3 separate regions of the Mus musculus genome follow, and regions 1 and 2 are each linked to region 3. The links are chromatin loops, found by intact Hi-C in ENCODE. Cell type or tissue: left cerebral cortex. All regions are shown on one strand.

The links. Hi-C counts contacts between places; a loop is a spot of excess contacts. Peaks named below come from ENCODE experiments on the same cell type or tissue, not always from the same donor. Only the 100,000 strongest peaks of a DNase experiment are listed, where the experiment ranks them.
Region 1: a loop joins it to region 3, with 6 times the contacts of the local background. A loop is called at or near these places in 41 of 42 quality-filtered maps.
Region 2: it touches region 3 in a loop (4-fold over the local background); 6 of 42 quality-filtered maps call a loop at or near these places.

What each region holds. Positions count from the first base shown.
Region 1 is chr9:62,552,525-62,555,024 of GRCm38, forward strand. No RefSeq gene overlaps it. Among named protein-coding and RNA genes, the nearest start is that of Gm39352, 12 kb to the left of the region's middle. In left cerebral cortex, a CTCF peak has its summit at 995 (motif pointing left); DNase peaks (open chromatin) are centred at 981 and 2,326; H3K27ac peaks cover 1,481 bases.
Region 2 is chr9:63,134,833-63,137,332 of GRCm38, forward strand. No RefSeq gene overlaps it. Among named protein-coding and RNA genes, the nearest start is that of Gm25064, 2.8 kb to the left of the region's middle. In left cerebral cortex, a CTCF peak has its summit at 1,212; a DNase peak (open chromatin) is centred at 1,206; H3K4me3 peaks cover 579 bases.
Region 3 is chr9:62,286,102-62,288,601 of GRCm38, forward strand. No RefSeq gene overlaps it. Among named protein-coding and RNA genes, the nearest start is that of Spesp1, 5.2 kb to the left of the region's middle. In left cerebral cortex, a CTCF peak has its summit at 1,047 (motif pointing right); a DNase peak (open chromatin) is centred at 1,052; H3K27ac peaks cover 240 bases.

The DNA of each region.
Region 1 (2,500 bases), 270 kb after region 3:
ATGGTGGGAAACATGGCAGTGTGCAGGCAGGCATGGTGATGGAGAAGGAGCTGAGAGTTCTACATCTCGATCCGAAGGCAGCAGAAGGAAACCATGTGACTTCAACTAGCTTGAGCTCATATAACCCCAAAGCCTCCCTCCCAGTGACACAACTCCTCCAACGAGGTCACACCTTCTAATAGTGCCACTTCCTATGACCAAGCATTCAAAATGTCTGTGGGAGCCATACCTACTCAAACTATCACACAGCGTCTCACTCTATAGCCCCGGTTAGCCTAGAACTCACTGCTTAGACCAGGCTGACCACCAATTCACAAGGATCCACTTGCCTCCTCCTCTGCTGGGATTAAAGGTGTGTGCCCCTATACCTGGTGGGAGAGAGTACTTTCTTAGGGTGGAAAATTTTAAGTTACTGTCCAGTTTACCAGTTCACACCCCAGTGTTTTCACAGACGTACCCCCAGAGTTGGACGTGAGGATGTTGCCGGTACCCATCCTTCTTTGACCTGCCATACACCTGAGACTCTTGGTTTCCAGCTGGGTTCTGGTCATTTTCAGGCCTCACTGGCACCTCCAGCTCTCCTGGATATTGGACGACTGGAAGAAGGGTGGGAGGGTGGGCCACCAACGGATCCACGGTGTCCCCTTCCTCAGGCCAGGGTGGAGTCTGCCTAGGTTTTATAAAGAAATTGGAGTTGAGATGTTGAGAACACAGAGCTGCTTTCTAGGTCCCAGACAGGGCTGCTCTTCAGATATTCAGTCTCTGTCAGCTTCTGGAACCTTCTGGTTGGAACTGCAATAGGAGGTAACTGGGGTGGTGCCTCCGCAGAGGCACCCTAACAGCCACAGGCTCTCTGGGCAGCATCCTCTATCTAATTCCCAGTAAGTATTTCCCACCTCCTGGGGTTTTGCTCAGAGACACTGGGTTCCTTTCTACATCTGCCCCAGACTTCTGGCTCCCTACCACCGTATGGCCAATGGCGCCACCTACTGGCAAAACCAAAGCCCCAAATTACCTGTTCTTTCCTTGTCTTCCAAACAGTGGGATGGATGGAGTCAGTCCATAGTTCGCCCCAGTTCATCCCAGAGTCTAGCCTTTCCTGCTGCCCCTTCATCCCATCGCTGCTGTTCTCAACTCTCATGGGGACTATACTGCTTCCACAGTCCTTTCTGCTGAAGCCAGGGACCTCAGCATTGCAGTGTGACTCAGCCACCTCTCCCTGTGACCTTCAGTGGCTCCCTCTTGCTCCCTGGGACACCCGGTGTGATCCGGCCACTACCTTCCTCTCTCACAACTGCCAGCCTCTACCTCCTCTCCCTGTCTATCTCTCACGGCCTTGAGAAAGCACAGTGGACCAGAGCCAATCTCATCCTGGTCTTTGTCTAAGTAGGCTTCTCTGTCCCTTGAGGGACTCACCCCTAATTCTTTAGAGTTCTACCAGACATCACCTCCTCCAAGAAATTCTCCAACCCCTATTAGTTTTCTGTGGCAACTCTTCCCCCCACCCCTGTGGCCACTCTTACAAATGACCACAAATCTGATGCTTTGAAGTGAGACCACTGTATACTTTCTCAGCACTGAAGGTCAGAAGTCCAAAGCAGAGGGCTGTGGAGATGCTGCACTTTGTGGCCCTTCCTCACAGCGCTCCTGCCATGTGTTTCTACCACCCCATCTCCCTCTCTCTAGTTCTCTCTCTTTCTTGGAAGACCCATAGTTACATCCAGGGCCACCAAGATGATCTGGGTAACTCCCCACCACACAGTCCCTAATGTAGTCACAGCTGCACGTTCCCTTTGCCTCAGTGAGTACTGCTCAAAGTTCTGGAGAGGAGATCATGGCATCTTGGGAGTGTGTTACACGGCCCACCCCTTCCCCCTTTCCTCCCTCAGATGTGGAGGCCCACTCTTTTGTGACTCCATGGTTCTCTGGTCAAATGCATTCACAGTTACTTGTCTGACTACCCTGCTAGTTACTGCTTGAAACTGTGTGACCCTACCTGACTTCCCTGTGTCCTGGGACCTGGCTGAGTCCTTGCAGTGTAGGCACCATAGGGTGCATGTTTGTTGAGTGAATGAGAGTATGAACAGGAGTCTGGAGGCAAGCGGACTACCTGGATGTGCACAGCATATGCTTCTGTGCTGAAGGATGGTGCAGAAGGCAGGAGGTGCAGAGGGAAAGGGCTGTAACCTTGCTTGGGGCCCTCCCATATGTGCAGGAGGCCGTGTGAAACAGGGTGGGGGGAGGGGACACCCAGCCAGCTGGTGCCACCAGGACTGGAGCTCATAGGCACACTCTGCATACAGCCTCCCTCTGATGGGGCTGTTACCGAGGCAACAGAAGAAGTTGGTTGCCCAGCAACAATGCCCTGCTTCCCCCAATCCCTCTTATGGCTATTTCTTTCCCCTGGGAGGCTTGTACCCTCTCTAGATTGTGTTCCTGTTTAACAAAAATGGATGCCCTCTGTCCAAACTCCAAGTGCAGGAGACGAAAGGGCAATTTC
Region 2 (2,500 bases), 850 kb after region 3:
GTGTCCTTTCCTATCACACACAGATGTGCTAGCTCTTCTTCACCCAGACTGTCTTCCAGGGTTTACCTGCATTAGCTCATCCCTGCATGAAGTCATGTTTTAAGCAGAAACAGAGTTCCAACTCTTGTTGTGGGTTCCCTACCACACAAGGAGAGGCAGAGAACTTGGTTACAGAGTTTATACTCTTAGCACATCACCGAACACCACCGGGGCCTCTGGATGGGGAGGACCAGGTGAGGCTGTTTAGAATGATGGAAAGCATGGAGGGGTCGTGAAGGGCAGTTTTGCTTCTACTGGCGATCCGGATTCTAGGTGAGAGTTGCATATCTGCAAAGGCTTACGGTTGTACGGTGTGGCAGGGTAGTTGGGAATGTGTGAACCATGGGCTTGCAAAATGTGGAGGTAGTGTTCTTGAGACACAGTTGGGACAGGAGGAAGGGTTTTCTTTCCTAAGTTGATGATAAATTACTCGACACCCTGCCCCAACACTAATTCTATTGATGAAGGATCTTCTTTGAGAGCAGCGAGCTCTCGAGCTTAATTAACCTTATGTAAATGAGCGTAATTGCATCTCAGTGGCTGTTGTCCGGAAGCACCTGGGGATCCCTTCCCTCAGACGTTTCCAGCACCTAGATGAACTATCCTTTCACGTGGATATTCCACGTGGGCACCGTGTACCGTTGGAGGAAAAATAAGATATGACCTTAGTTGTGGAGGTACTTGTGGTCCCCTGGGAGGCCGACTCATACAGCCAAAGATAACAAGAAAGTAAGTGTCCTCCTAGACTCAGGAACCTGAAGCCCTGTAGAACTCAGAAGTTAGCTGTGCCAGGGACGTGAGGAACCCATTGGCAGAGGAGACAGAGGTGAGAAGCAATTTACTGGTGTCTCAAGGGCATAAAACATCTCTCTACTTAGTCTCTTAGGAAAGGTTTGTCGCAGTGGTGGAGAGCGACAATCTGTCCCACGCAGCTCCCAAAAGGGATGGAGTTCCTCTAGAGAAAGGACGTGGACGGGCATGTTTACATAGCTCCCCAGCTCCGGACCTGTATTCCAGAGGCAGAGTCTTGTAGGGAACGCAGGGAAACAGAGTTGCCAAAGCAAACACCCGGAGAAATCCGGTGTCCACAATCCCCCTTAATCCCGCAAGCACACTTTTCTCTGCTAGAGCGAAGGTGTCTGAGCCGCTTGCGATGGCTGTAATGCCTAAAGTTCGTCGCAAGGTGGCAACATTGTGGCGAGAAATAGACATTAAAAATCCTGGGTTTTTTTTTAAAGCATATTTTCTCTATTAATGTTTCATTTAACTTAATTAGAATCTGGTAAGCTAATTAAAGTAGCTACGAGCCCCGCAATCAGCAATAATTCGTATAATTATTGATAATTACATCCATACCAATCGTTTGGTTATTAACATTTTGGGGGGGAACAAGCCATTTCTAAGTGATGCAGAGCCCAGGAGGGTTTCTGTGTTTTGTAGTTTGTTTTATTTTTTTGCGCGATGGAACTTTCTAGGTCGAATCCACCAACACCTCCAACCCTGAGAGGCTCCCTACCATCTGAGGCTCTCCTTCTGGCTAGCCCAAGGTCCCTGTATACTTTTTTCCACTTTGGGGGAGTTTGGAGGGAAAACGCGAGAATTCAATATTCTCCAGACTCCTTAGTTGGTGTGTAGCCACGGACCTTCGGGCTTAGGTGGCAACTGTCCTGCCCATTTTACAGAAAAGGGTTGTGCATTTAGATGCATTGAGACCACAGAATACTCGAATGCAATCTGCAAGTGTCCTCTCCTGCAGGGGTGCCCTGGGAACACAAGTCACTTCCTAAGTGGGTCTCACTTTCGCGGTGGGTGCAGCCCAGAAGTGAGCAGAGTAACCATGCCCTTTTTACCTCACCCCTACATAAATGATTCCAAGGCCTTGGGGATCCCAGAAAGAGAATAGCAAGAGGGAGCCCTACAGTTTGCCTGGTTGACCCCACCACCCTTACTTCCACACCAGTCTTGTTCTCTCAGTATCCGAGGCTTGAAGGGTCTCAGCCACAGCCCAGGGACTGAGTAGTCTTGGGTTTCACCCGTGCAAGGGGCTCAGCATCTGCTTCTCTTCGCCATCACCCAGACTGTGTCCCAGCTTGCCTGCATCACAAAAGGCCTCCAGTGAAACTCCCCGCCTGAAACTCCAGAGAACTGCAGGACCCGACTTCGACTTCGCTTCCAAGGTCCCCTAGAGAGTGCTTGGGGAGAGCCTGCGGTGCTAGGCTGAGAGCCTGTTCTTGGAGGCGATGGTCCAGGCAGCGGCCTGCAGATGGGCTTTCTTCTTGGAGTGTTTCCCTGAGCCTCAGGGCAGAGACAGTCGAACGACATTTAATGGAGATTGGGAAGTGAGGACCTGGAAAAAATAAAGGGCACATCGCAGGACCTTTGCTAGCCAGAGGAGGACATGAAAGCCAGTCTGGGCTGAAAAATTCGTAAGAGAAAGAGCTTTTTCAGTTCCGTCCTCCAC
Region 3 (2,500 bases):
AGTGTGAGTGTGAGTGTGAGGTTCACCATCTGGAGGCCACAGCAGGAGACCTAGCTTGCTTTCTGTTACTGTGATAAAACATTGGCTGAAAGCAACTTGGAGAGGAAAGGGTTTATTTGGCTTTCAAATTACCACCCATTCTTGAAAAAAGATATAGCAAGAACTCAGGCCAGGAACTGAAACAGAAGCCATGGGGAAAGGCTGCTCACTGTCTTGCTCATCGTGGCTTAGCCTGCTTTCTTATACAACCCAGGACCATCTACCATGAGATAGCACCACCCATAATAGGCTGCCCCAAGAAGCTGTCCCATAGAGATGCCCACAGAAAATCTGATAGAGACAGTTCTTCATTTGAGATTCCCTCTTTCCAGTGGACCCAAGTTTATGTCAAGCTGACCAAAACTAACCAGAATAGCATATCTTCCTCTATCATTCTCTGCTGAATTGCTTTTGAGACCGAGTCTCTCACTAAACTGGAAGCTCATTGGTCTAGCCTGGCTCTTCCTCCCAGTTCTGAAGGTACAGCCATATGCAGCCATGCCTGGATTTTTTTTCTTTTTTTTTTTTTTTAAGATTTATTTATTTTAATTATATGTGAGTACACTGTAGCTGTCTTCAGACACTCTAGAAAAGGATGTCAGATTGCATTACAGGTGGTTGTTAGCCACCATGTGGCTGCTGGGAATTGAACTCAGGACCTTTGGAAGAGCAGTGAGTGCTCTAACCACTGAGCCATCTCTCCAGCCCATGCCTGGCTTTTTATGTGAGCTGGGGTTTCAAACTCAGGCCCTCATGCTTGAAGAGTGTTTTATCCATGGAGCCATCCATGTCTCCATTCATCCTTCCATCCATCCACTCAACCACCCTAATAATACTTTTAAAGACACTCTCTCTAAGATATATGTAATGTCTAGTGTCTCATCCCTATAACTTCATAGAAAGCTGAGGCAGAAAAATTTGCTTGAGGGATGAGTTCAGCCTGAGAGGAAGACAAAAGATGCTCTCTAGGACAATCACAGGTTCTGGCAGAGAAGTAATTTCACCACATGAGGGCAGCAGAGCCTCACTAATGAGTGGACGGGAGTTGCCTGCTAACTTCTGAGCACCTGCTGCTGAGAATCTAGAAACTGGCCTTTAATTTTGCTACACTGTAGCAATAAATGCTTTGCTATTTATTGTGCATTTAGTTTTCATGCTTCCCATTCTAAATACAACAAATATCACACAGCAATATTTTAAACAATTCAATAAGAATAATTTAACAGGTCTCTGCATGTTGAAAGTATTTTCCCCGCTGTAGGCTGGTTTGAGGAATGCTGTCCTTGTCTCCGGTTCCAGTGCAGCCGCTCTGCACACAGGCCAGGACTGAAATCAGCTTACAAAACCACACCCATCTTGGGGCACAATAGAGTGCTAGGCTGCCTCTGGAAAATGCCCTGTTTTGCCAGGTTCTGACACCTAGTTAGGCAAATGGGGGTTTTGTTTTCTTCCTTTACTTACTATAGAGGACTTGAAATTGTCTCTGTGGAACATTTTTGTTTGCTTTAAAGAGATTCATTTAATGTTATGTGTATAGCTACTTTGCCTGCGTGTATTTGTATGTCAGAAAAGGGCAGAGGAAGGCACTGGATCCTCTAGAACCGAAGTTGCAGATGATGGCAAGCCTGCTGGGAACTGAGCTTGAATCCTCTCCTTTGTAAGGTCAGCCAGTGCTTTTCACCACTGAGCCAGCTCCCCAGATGTCAAGCACTGAGCCAACTCTCCAGCCTTAACCGAGCTAGTTCTCTGGCCCCGTGGAATGATTTTAATAAACTGTAAAGAGGATGGGTGTAGCTGAAAGGAGTTGCAAGCATGTGGTCCTTGGCATACTTTTAGCTCCATCCAGGAAGACTCTGACATTGTGGCTGTTAGTGTCAGACCTCATGACAGTCTAAGGGTGAAGCTGGTGACCCAAAGATGTGTTGTAAGTCTCCACGAAGCTCCCCACCTGGATGAATTTCAAAGGAGTCCTCAACACAAGTTCAGTTAGAAACTCATTTAACTTCTGAAGAATAAAATACACACAGATAAGACCTCTTTCTCTCTCTGGTGTGTGTGTTGGTGTGTGTGTTTTGCTGCCCCACAGGCTTTTTTGTATGCCTGACTAAGTTCAAGCTCTATAAGTATGAAGTGTTAAAGATTATATGGAATTTTCTGGCAGGTGCCACCAAATCAAATGGAAGATAATTTTATATAAAACAGGGTTTCAGAGCTGTGAGGATGACTCAGTCAGCAAAGTGCTTACAGCTCAGGCATAAGGACATGAGTCCAGTCCCCAGCAGCCACATGAGCATGGTATTGTGCATTTGTCACCTCAGCACTGGGGAGGTGAGAACAGGTAGCTCTCTGGGCAGCCAGCTTAGCCTAGCCATCAAGGTCCGGGTCTCAATGAGAGTGCCTGTCTTAAAAAGAGAGGTGCATGGCTCCTGGGGAATAACAGCTGAGACTGACCTTGTTTTTC